2 separate regions of the Mus musculus genome follow, and region 2 is linked to region 1. The links are chromatin contacts, found by Hi-C or POLR2A ChIA-PET in ENCODE. All regions are on one chromosome and are shown on one strand. The core of a region is the stretch at or near the end of the contact, and the rest is flanking DNA. Distances in the headings are between cores, read along the strand shown. Region 1 holds the start of Ergic1 (endoplasmic reticulum-golgi intermediate compartment (ERGIC) 1). Region 2 overlaps Ergic1 (endoplasmic reticulum-golgi intermediate compartment (ERGIC) 1).

Region 1 (5,667 bases), core at 2,310-4,809:
ACAGTAAGCAGTGGAGGAGACCAAACCAAGTCATGATGGGGCCAGCACCACAATCAAATGACCTGCGCTGTCACTCGGGGTCACCCATACTGAAACTCTATCCTTTCTCAACAGAACTGAACTTGCATTGTGCACTGGGTCCCCCAGATCAGCATCTGAACCTGGGCTCTGCGCTGCAAGGACAGCTTTCTTGCCCGACAGGCAGCACACATCCCCCTCCCTCCTTGAAGTGAGCACACAGCTAGCCAGGGGAGGAGCACACCACTCTTAGATCATGGGGTCTCAACACGGGGACTGCCACTGTGGCAGAGCTAGCCATTGCCTCTCTCCTGAAAGTGGGGCTCAGGCTCTGGGGACGGAGGCTGTCAAAGCCTCTGGAGTAACAGGCAGCAAGTGCCACCAGTCAGCCGGAACTGGGAACAACACCCCCGGACCTAGGTAACAAAAGCCAGTTCTGTGAGTTCAATGATCAGTATCAGTAAAACCGCTCAACGGGAACAAAGCAAACACGGTAATCATTTAAGGCTCAACCTCCGCCCTTAACCCCTAAAACTCAGAAAGGGCCAATTCAAGGATGAGGAGAGAGGGCCTTGGGATGCAGCTCTGTGGGAATTTGCTTAGCATGCACGAGTCCTGGGTTCTCCTCCAAGCACCAAAAACAGGAAAGAGGGATGCAGAATTCTCCACCAGCAGCTGGCACATGCAATCACACTGGACAAACTGGAGAGGTGTGTTTTGCCCAAGGGGGGACCTCTAGTCAAGTACCATTCCACCTGCAGACGCAACCACATACAAACTGGATATAAATCCTGGCCCTTAGGAGGTCAGATACTGATGAAAGGGAAGAGAAGATGGCAGAATTCGCTAATTACAGAGCAGGTGCCTCGGTCAAAGGGTACAATAATGGCGGCAGGCAGAGGACAGTGCTTGCTGGTCCCACATGCCACCTGGTCTCATGTGAGGATGTCGATCATACCCATTTCCTAGGCAGGAAAACACACCCAAGTTAGGAAGCTGGGTTCCCCTTGGTCTTGAACTGGTGGGAAATGGGGATGTTCTAATCACTGTACGCCCCCTGTGCTCCCCACTATTAAAAGGTTTGACAAAGTGGTGGCTTTTCAAGATTCCCCTTGTGCCCCAGAGCTAAGGCTTCAATGCCAATAGGCCAAACTCCGACTCCAGCTTTATCTATATCCATGCAAAGTGCTTTTGCCAGAGGGGTCACCCTCACCAGGGTTTAAAAGGAAGACTCATTCACTCTCTTCAGTGACAAAGGGATGGATGTCAAGTTTGCTTATATAGTGGCTACTCCTAGAACCCAGTCATGTGACACGTTCCCCCTCCCCCCCACACATGCAACACTCCTCTGGCAATTCCACAGGGTTGTGCCATATGCCACCCATCCCCTAATGATAGTCCAAGTGGCAGGTGGCTAAACACTGGGTACAACCCTCAGCAAGCCGATGAGTGGCCCTGTATGTGGTAAAGGTCTGTAGAACGGCGGAGCCTTCCTTCACAGTGAGTCCTAGAGCTCTGCTATGTCAACGTCTGAAAGAGAAGAAAGACATGGGCTGGACCCACAGCTCACCCTGCGTGAGGAGATCGAACGGTGGGGAATCCATTCTTACTGGTCTCCAGTGAGCCCCAGCAAGCAAGGACTTTCTCAACTGGCATTAGTGGGAACCCTGTGGCACCCGGGCACTCAGGGCCTGAGACACATCCAGAAAGCCCCAAGGCAGTAGCAGCCGAAAGTTGAGCGGTGTGCTCCTTAAATATCAATGCCTTAAACTAGTCAGTAATAAGCAGGCCCTGACAAGGCTAAAGCTGGCCCCAGCTGTTTTCCTTTTTTTTTTTTTTTCATCTCACCTGCCCCCAGCCCCCAAACTTCCAACTGGAGCCCAGATCTGCCCAGCCCTTCCAGCATGCAGGCGGGGCATGCAGGCGGGGCAGAGAACTGACAAGATGAAGTAACCAGAACAGTTACTTCTTTAACAAACTCAAAATCCCTAGGACTTGCAGAACCGTGTGGGGACAGGAGGGTTGGGACCCTTTCCGGTCAGCCCTGGGAGGTTTGAGGGGGGGGCCTGGATGTGCCCACTGCCCTTCTTTCTGCATGGGCACACTGTGGTAATGGGTGTCCCTAAAACTGGCTCAAAGCCCTCTCGGTTCAAAGCTACCATGGTCTGTATGCTTTTGTCTAAGCCCAGGTATGGACCCCGGGGCTACCTCAAGCAAGCAGGAAGCTGGTTTGCCAGATAGTACCAGTGCCCAGAGTGAGCTAAAAACCACTTTGGCTGGTTAAGAGGTCTGAAACCAATGTCCTCTCTGGGCCCTGACCCCAGGTTGCCCATATGCCACCACATGATCCGAATCTTGGGCCGTTTTTAGATTGGTTGTCACTCTGTTCTGCCTCTATACACATCAGTAAGAGGGGGAGGATGAGGGGAAACTGTGACCAATGGAGGAATACCCGTTCTCTGGCTGTGGGGAGCGCTCACAGATCTCCTCAGTCACAGATGCCCTACTTCTGAGTTCCATGTGATGGAGACTGGGTCAGGGGTGCCTTACAATCCCTGTCTTTCAGGTGGTGACCTTATTTTTAGTACCAATTTGCAAGAGGTGAAACCAATATTTTGAGCATGCCCAGACACCTGCTGGGGTTAGCCAGCTGAGCGGTGAGGGGCTGCACCCTAAGCCTTTGCTTCTAACATTGAGAATCTACTAAGCAGCTGGGTAGAGAGGTACAGCCAGGCTTCTAATCCTTTTGCTCCAAAGTATCCCAACAGCCCAGAGCATCTCAGAGCGTCTTATGTCAAGGGAATGTCTGGTGGGGAGGCCCTTCCCATGCAGGCTTCCAGAAGGCCTGGCCCTATACAATGGTGTTCCAGGAGGCAAAGAACCTTCTGCAGAACCTCGAGATCCCAGCATCCTCCTCTTCCCGCACTGTCCCCATGGCTTGCGGGAACAGGCCTCCACATCTGGTAGGTAGAGGATTCTCAGGCTCTGAAGAACTAAGCTTCTCCAACTGCTGCCAGATTGAATGGGGCTGCAGCCCTCAGATCCCACCGGGCAAAGCCAGGCGCGCGGCCCCACCTGTCAGCCAGGACAGGGTCCACTAGGGAAGACTGGGGAGAAAGCCTGAGGATGCCTGAGCTCCTTTTATTTGGGATTTGGGAGGAGATTTGGTTCCCAGGTTGGGGGAGGGGAATGAAAGATGTCAGGGGCAAGCTGGGGACACCGCGCCGTGGAAAACAGAGTGCGAGGGCTTGCCAGGGCTGCACGAGGGGTGGGGGTAGGGCTCGAACCCCGAGGAAGGCCGCGGTCCCCTAGGGCCTGCCGAGGCGTGCACAGTGCACCAGGGTCGCATTTGCACGTAACGGGGGGTGGGGGGTGGTCGTCGCCGGCTGCAGAGGGCCTCGGGCCCGGGGCCTCACTCACCTCCTGAAGTCAAAGGGCATCGTGCCGCCGAGCCGGTGGGAGCGTTGCAGGCCAGGCGGGCCGCAGCGCCGCGTGGGTCCGAGCCCGCTGCCAACGCCTCCTCGGCCGCCCCGCCCCCGCCAGCCTGCCCGACACTCGCCACTCGCCTCCCGCCGCCGGGAAGTGACGCTCCACGCAGCCCATTGGGCGCCGCCACATCCACCGGCCGCCCCTTCCGCCGCCCCATTAAAGGGGCCCGAGGGCCCGCTGAATGGGAAGGCCCGAGAGTGGGATGCTACCCAAGCCCAGGTCTCCAAGACTCCCGCTTTGGTTCTTTTTGGCCTCTGATCTTTTTTCCTAGCGTAAGTGGGGCCTCAGGACAAATCGCTCTGCCTCAGGCAGTGGGTTTTGTGCTTGTAAAACAAAGCCATTGCGTTGTGAAGATCAGAGAAAAATGCTACAAATTGCGGGTCCATGCTTGGTGCTAGTTCTGGGTGAAGGTTAAAACTGGGGGATGGGCAACGCAGTCCTAGATTGAGAAAGTCCACCCACCTCCCACCCATCCCTTGCTTCTTAGGAAAAGCCATCTGGCTCCCGAGATCCACCACCACCCCTTTCTCTATCTGTATAACTGTTAATCCCACTTTTCAACTTTTCATAGGTATCAAAGGAGGTAGTTGGGGCCCTGCTTTAGTGAACAGCCTGGCATCTAGTGACAGCTTCTCCACCTGTTAGAGTTGGGCTTAGCTAGCCACTTCTATCATCTTTCTTCGGGATTGATGCCAACCAGTACTCGTTGAGCATCTACCAACCTGAAGTCAGGAACTTGCAGGGTTATCCAGAGGCTCTGAGTTTGCACGGTTAGAAATGGTAACATACCGCTGATTGCCCCTAGGAGCCTCCATTCTCAGAAACACAGAAGTACAGAGGAAAACCTCCCTCAACTTGCTGGGCTAGAGGAGGAGGCAGCTGAACTCTAAACTTTTTGTGATTGGCTGGTCTTAGTTGTCAATCTGACATACCTGGAAGAGATTGAAGAAATGGCTCCACTACATTAGCCTAAGGGCTTGTATGTGTGTAAAGTTTTCTTAGTTCCTAAGTAATGATGTAGGAAGGCCCAGCCCTCTATGGGTAGCAACATTCCTAGGATGGGATCCTGGGATCAGAAAGCTACTGCATATGAGCAGTGGAGCCCATTAGCAGCCTTCCATCCTCCACAGGTCTCTGCTTCAGTTTCTGCTTCATGGTTCTTTTTTTTTTTTTTTTTTTTTTTTTTTTTTTTTTTTTTTTTTTTTTGTTTGGTTTTTTTGAGACAGGGTTTCTCTGTATAGCTCTGGTTGTCCTGGAACTCACTTTGTAGACCAGGCTGGCCTCGAACTCAGAAATCCACCTCCCTCTGCTGGGATTAAAGGCGTGCGCCACCACGCCCGGCCCTGCTTCATGGTTCTTACCTTGAGTACCTACTTACCCAGACTTCACTCCCTGAAGGGCGTGTGGATGTATGAGCCAGATAAACCCTTTGCTCCCAGAGCTGCTTTGGTGGGAGTTTATCACAGCAGAGAAAAAGCAAACTAGGACACCCATGTAGGGGAAATCTGACTTCTGAACTTCCCTGGGTTCTGCTGCTGATGCCTTCTTCAAAGCTGCGATTTAAGACAACAACTTAAGGAGAAAAGTGGGGATCCAAGTTCAAAAGGCAGGATGGGCAGGGAGGCAGTGTCCTGACATAAAAAGCTCCTTGGTTTCCTGAAGGATAAGCGGGCAGCAAGATTCAGGGTCTGCAGTGATGGGCGATTCCACCAGGTTCTTCTCTTTCTGACAACCGGAATCCCCCTTCCATTCATTCATCCATTCATTCATTATTCATTCATTCATTCGTCATTCATTCATTCATTCATTCAACAAACACCCGCACCCCATGCTCTTATGTATGGGAAATGAGAAAGTTTTAGCCAGTCCTGGAGCCTGGGAGCAGCAGAAAGAAAAAGCATCCTGGGACCTTCTGGAACCACTGGGTACAGATAAACCCAAAACAGAAGTTGTATGGTGTGGGCAATTGATCTCATGTCTTCCCTTTTTAGAACATGATCCAGAGACTAGCTCTTGGACATCTTGGGGACTATTCTCATCTTTAGCCCAGATTCTCCTAAAGAATCTCAGATGTGCCCTTGAGCATGATCAAGGATAACAATGCCCAGCAGAGTAAATGACGATAAGACTGCCTGAGCTGGGCAGTGGTGGCGCATGCCT
Region 2 (5,667 bases), core at 1,598-4,097, 55 kb before region 1:
GAGGATGCTACCTACCGGGCACTCGTGTTTTGCCTTTCCTACTGTGCTAACACTGTCTGGAGAGGACAGAGATCCCTGGAAAGCAGGGCATCCCCTAGGGAGACTTGTGATGCAAGTGTCACTGTCTTTTCTTATCATCTTCAGATGTACCACCCCAGGGCCTCAGGGCCTGTCTTAGTCAGGGTTTCTATTCCTGCACAAACATCATGACCAAGAAGCAAGATGTGGAGGAAAGGGTTTATTCAGCTTACACTTCCATGCTGCTGTTGATCACCATGGAAGTCAGGATTGGAACTCAAGCAGGTCAGGAAGCAGGAGCTGATGCAGAGGCCATGGAGGGATGTTCTTTAGTGGCTTGCTTCCCCTGGCTTGCTCAGCTTGCTTTCTTATAGAACCAAGACTACCAGCCCAGGGATGGCACCACCCACAAGGGGCCTTTCCCCCTTGATCATTAATTGAGAAAATGCCTTACAGTTGGATCTCATGGAGGCATTTCCTCAACTGAAGCTCCTTTCTCTGTGATAACTCCAGCTGTGTCAAGTTGACACAAAACTAGCCAGTACAGGGCCTATGGGATATAGAGGTTCCCTAGGTCCAATGACTTTCTGTTCTGCAAACCTCCCTCTAACCCCTCCTCTGTCACACCAGAGGAAGCCACAGTGTCACAACCCCCAACCAGAATGAAAACTCCTGAGCACCTTCTGTGAAATGGACACAAACTTGTGGGGTGCACAGGAGAGTGTGGGTGCTAGGTTCTCAGAAGTTCCAGGAAGTGGAAGAGTGTGTGCTGGTGGAGGAATGGGGCTACATTCCAGGTGGGGGGCACCAGCCAGAGCATGGGGAGGAGGTAGGTGAGAACTGGCCTTGTAGGGAGAGAGGATGGGAGGTACTGGTAGGGGGGATGTAGGTGGAATGTAGCCGAAGGCCTTGAGATTCTAGGCTGAGGCGTGAGCCTGATGACATCTATGGAAAACAATTTTATTTGTTTTTTGAAGAGCACTTAAATAGTTCAGATTCCTGCCCAAGGTTGCTGGCCTCCATGCTTAACAATCTGGTCAAATGGAAACTTCCATTCAGCATGGAGGCCGCAGTGACTGGTGGGTGGGAGTGGGAGGGGAGGTGTATGAGGCGGCGGGTGGGTTGACCAGTAAGCCTCAGGAACCTTGGCTTTTAAACCCTGACTTCTAAAACACAGGGAAAACACAGCTGCTGCCTACTGGGTGGATGCCCTCCACAACCAGCTGCCCAGCCACCCCTCTTCCTCCTGGCAATCATCGGACTCCTTACCAGGGTCTGTGGCTCACACTCACCCCTCCCCAGACCCACCTTTCAGGGATGATCTGTCGCTCTGTGCCCAGGAGCCTTTAAACCTCCCATCGCTAAGGGTGAGGATGTTCTTGGTGACAGTCTAATCCCAACCAGCTACAACTGAGACTCAGTTCAGGGGTGCTGGGCGGGATGGCGCCCCCCACTCTTCTCTTGGATAAACTCCTAGTTTCCCCAATTTTGGCTCAGTACAGGGATGTTTTAGGAACCAACTCAAGGTAACCTCCAAGCTCCTGCTTCCTGAAGTGGCCTCTTCTAGTTTGCCACCTAATTCTACAGGGGAATCTTGAGTCTCCCAGTCCATAGGTTTGAAGTTTAATTTTAATGTACTATCACTAATGAGCGTATGTGTGACGTGTGTGAGTACGCACATGGAGGTCAGGGGACAAGTTTGTGGAGTGGAGTAGGTCCCAGGGACCCAACTCAGGCCATCAAGCTTGTATAAGAACAAGCTCTGCCTGCTGAAGCTTCTGTCCCTAACCATCAATAACTTTTACCCAAAAGCTGTGGCTTTCATGACTTGAGGCTTTAAAACATGCCCCGCAGAGACACGGGAGGGATGACGGGGTAGGGTGCCCACGCTGTAGGTGTGCACAGGTCCTGGGCTTAGACTCTGCTCTCCCTTGCCCCTTTTATGAACCTTACAGGTTTTTAGCTTCTTGGTGCCCCAGTTTCCTCCACAAACTTCAAGGGGTTTTATAAAATGTTGAGGCAATCATTGGAAGATGCTAACCTGGGCATATGAGACTAGCATTACAATACCTAGAAAGCACCAAAAGAGATATTATGTTAAAACTGAATCCCATGGGACACCTTCTTTCCCCATTGTCACCAGCCTGGCCAAAGCTTGGGTTGGAAGTCAAGCACACAAACAAACCCACCTCCCTCTAACTCTATGGGGCCAGAAGGAGCACCTCACGTCACTGGCAGCCACAGGCCAGGGCTGCGCCATGACCTCGTTTCCTTGAGTTATGAACATCTTCATGGCAAGAGGGGATCCCCTGGCCCTCTGTGGGAGCAAAGTCATCAGACAGGACCAGTGGCCTCCCGAAAGAGAATGAACCCCTCTTCAGTTTCCCCCTAACCTATATGCTTCCCAGGCAGGGCTGCCTCCATAGAGAAAACCTATATGCTTCCCAGGCAGGGCTGCCTCCATAGAGAAAACCTATATGCTTTCCAGGCAGGGCTGCCTCCATAGAGAAAGGGGCCCAATGGGGGCAAAGCAAACATTTCCAGGCTGTAGTGTTAAGTCTTGGGCCTGCCTGGACCCCTGACAAGTCAGTACCATGGTAAGGAAGCACAAGAAGGGAGGGACATTAGGCTCCCACCAACAGCAACAAGTAGCCAGCGGGCCAGGCTTGAGACTCTTCAGCCCTCTTCCTTCCTCCTGGGACCACAGCATCCAGGAGGTAGGAAGAGGAAGTCCCTGCACAGGGAGGGGTATGATGGGGAACACACTGTACTCTGACAGCCCTGCCCTAGGTAAACAGTGGGCAAAGTCTACTGTCTGGGCTTGCTTGAGTGGCCCAGTCTGCTACACAGCCTTTGCAGGCCCAAGCTCTGACAACAAAGGTCACTTGGGATGTGGCCATGCCTCAGTGCTGAAGGCATGCCTTCACTGGGCTGAGCTGACTAAGGCTTCCTCAAGTGTTACGGGGGAAACACAGAGGCACCAAGAGACACAGTCTGTCAGGTGACAATGTCCACAGGCTTTGGGTTAAGTACTCTTTACCCAGACCATCCCGTTTAATCTTGAGAAAGCACCAGGCCCGTCCTGTGTCCTCCCTCTCCCAGCCTCACTATCTCGATCCACCTCATAATACTGTCCCACTACTCCCCTGTGGTATTGCAATGACATATTAGATGTTCAAGTAAGATGAAGACAGTTTGAAGTAGATAGAGGAAGACTGTGAGTGGTGACATCCAACTGTGTGTGATTCCAGTCCTCAGGAGGACAGCCTGGGCTACGTAGTAAGACCTGGTAAGACTCTGTCACAGAAAGCAAAACTACAAAACCAAAAGGCTGGAGAGAAGAGATGGTTCAGCGGTTAAGAGCACTGGCTGCTCGAGCAGAGAACCCAGGTTCACTTCCCAGTATCCCTTGGAGCCTCCCAACCCTCTGTAACTCCAGTGCTGAGGGATTCGATACCCTCTTTTCTAGACGCTGAAGGCACCATGTATGCACATAGTGTATGCACATACCGTGTATGCACATAGTGTATGCACATACCGTGTATGCACATAGTGTATGCACATACCGTGTATGCACATAGTGTATGCACATACCGTGTATGCACATAGTGCACAGAAATACATGCGGATAAGCATTCATATGCATGAAATAAAAACAAATCTCTTACAGAAAAAAATAAAATGTACATAAGAGGATTATATGTAGCTTTATGTAGATGATATGTATATTTATGCAAATCTCCTATTGTACTGAAATATTGGGACCTCTGAAGTGAGGGTCCCAGAAACGAATTCCCAAAGGTAACTATAGTTAGTTAGAATAACTGCAGTATATTTTGCTTGTGTCCACAGCCAGCAGACACAGAGGCACTGTAGTGAGAGAGCAGCTTTAGGAGCACACAGCCAAAGCCCAAAGCCATAGGACACAGAGAGGATGCTCCCCATGGTCACAGTCACTTGTTGGGGACTGTGGGGGGACTTCTGATGATCCCTACATGGTCTGTTATCATGGAAAGCACCAGAGCTGGAAGTGGAGTTGAAGTCTGATCTACTCTCACTTCTTTGACTCAGAGAGGTTCAGGAACTTGTCAGGGTAACACAGCCAAGTAGTATCCTGATTCTGGGTCTTCTAATGTCTTATTGTTCTCTCCACAGGCCCATGAAACTCCCTGGGTTAAAAGTGTCAGAGCCGGGTGTGGTGGTGCACGCCTTTAATCCCAGCACTTGGGAGGCAGAGGCATTCGGATTTCTGAGTTCGAGGCTAGCCTGGTTTACAAAGTGAGTTCCAGGACAGCCAGGGCTACACAGAGAAACCCTGTCTCAAAAAACCAAAAACCAAAAAAAAAAAAAAAAAAAAAAAAAAAAACCAAACCAGTGTCAGAGTGACAGCAGGGCAGATGCTCCCACATCAGTGACAGGTGGGCAGCTACATCCAGATGTGAGCTAAGACCAGGTGAACCCAGCTTCTCAGAACTCAGGAGCCACCTCACTTGATCACTGTGGGCAAGTACTGCTACTTCATATAACTTCAGTTTCCCCATAAAAAAGGGGCTGTTTGGTGACAAAGGTAATAAGATCCAGCTGCAGCCATGACGCCGGTTTTTAGCTTCCTATTGTCTCATGGCTGAGAAGGAAGCAAAGGAAACCAAGACATTCCAAGAGTAGAAAGAGAAAATTCCAAGGCTGGGCAGAAGAGAAGGGGGTGCCAGGGCCCAGCCCCATGACAGTTCCACAAACTGTAAACACAGCTACAAAGAGGCTTTGAAGCATGAGGTCAGGACCCGACGCAGGAGGGTTACCAGGCTGGGGATGACAACTAATTCTGGAATCAGGGATGGATGACTGTGGTATTAGATGCCAGGAAACCCATGCTGACTCCTGAACGTGGGCCTGAGAAACGAGAGGGGCTTCCAGGAGGACCACCTTGCCCTCTGTGAGGAAGCTACCTGGGTTGTCTGAGCACCTTCCAGCTACAACATCAAAGGACTCATGGAAACCCACTGGCCAAACTCGGGGCCAGTGGTGATGAGTGGGTGATTCTACTCTGCCTGTGAACCTGGGCATCCCAGGCCCGAAGGAATGTGAATGGTATTCACAGAGTGAGGCTCAGTTTGGCTTTGAGCTCAAAGCCCTTTTATGATGTCACATGCTTGGAAATAGAAGCAAGCCGGTTGCAAGGCTTCCATCCCTTCCCAAATCGCCCCCTCTTCTCATCTGGACCCCAGCAAGACAGCTGCCCCAGAGAAAATAACTTACACTTCTGTTGTGATGAATCCAGTGAGCTCCGACAGGAAGAGGAAGAGGATGAAGAGGCAGCAGCAGATGGAGACTGTGGGAAACACAGACAGTGTTAGGGGTGCAGGATGCTCCACACGGGAGGCCAGTCCCCACTGCCCTCCTGCTACCCTGGAGGAAAGCTGCTTAGAGGCACCAGCATACATACAGGGTGAGGGTGCCTCTGCAGAGATCATCAAGGCGCCCTCTTATTCACTGCCTCACTGGGATCCCTTCTTACTTTATGGCCTCAGTGTGATTTCCCCAGAAAGTGGCCACTGGCCCGGCCCCGTGGTCAGACTGGCCTCCTCACACAGGCAATGGGCCCTGCTCAACTCCTCAAGATCTCTTTGATGCAGAGGTTGCCCTGGAAGA

The links. Hi-C counts contacts between places; a loop is a spot of excess contacts on that map. ChIA-PET counts read pairs that join two places held with the same protein, here RNA polymerase II (POLR2A).
Region 2: POLR2A ChIA-PET joins it to region 1 with 13 read pairs in Patski. The contact joins the enhancer-like site here to the promoter of Ergic1 in region 1. A Hi-C loop is called at or near these places in 1 of 37 maps with a recorded cell type or tissue (T-helper 2 cell). POLR2A ChIA-PET finds 5 or more read pairs at or near these places in 1 of 5 experiments (Patski).

The regions. Positions count from the first base shown.
Region 1 is chr17:26,559,404-26,565,070 of GRCm38, reverse strand. It overlaps Ergic1 (endoplasmic reticulum-golgi intermediate compartment (ERGIC) 1), which reads right to left and starts at 3,559. Exons shown (of 10, transcript NM_026170.3): 1 at 3,439-3,559. The coding sequence starts at 3,458. It overlaps 1700049J03Rik (a long non-coding RNA gene), which reads left to right. Exons shown (of 4, transcript XR_001782188.2): 1 at 1-2,981.
Region 2 is chr17:26,614,036-26,619,702 of GRCm38, reverse strand. Ergic1 (endoplasmic reticulum-golgi intermediate compartment (ERGIC) 1) reads right to left here. Exons shown (of 10, transcript NM_026170.3): 3 at 5,275-5,347. Among named protein-coding and RNA genes, the nearest start is that of Gm41553, 25 kb to the left of the region's middle. Within about 2 kb of position 2,847, at least 1 of the 3 ENCODE cell types and tissues checked has a DNase peak (open chromatin) inside an H3K27ac peak, as active enhancers do.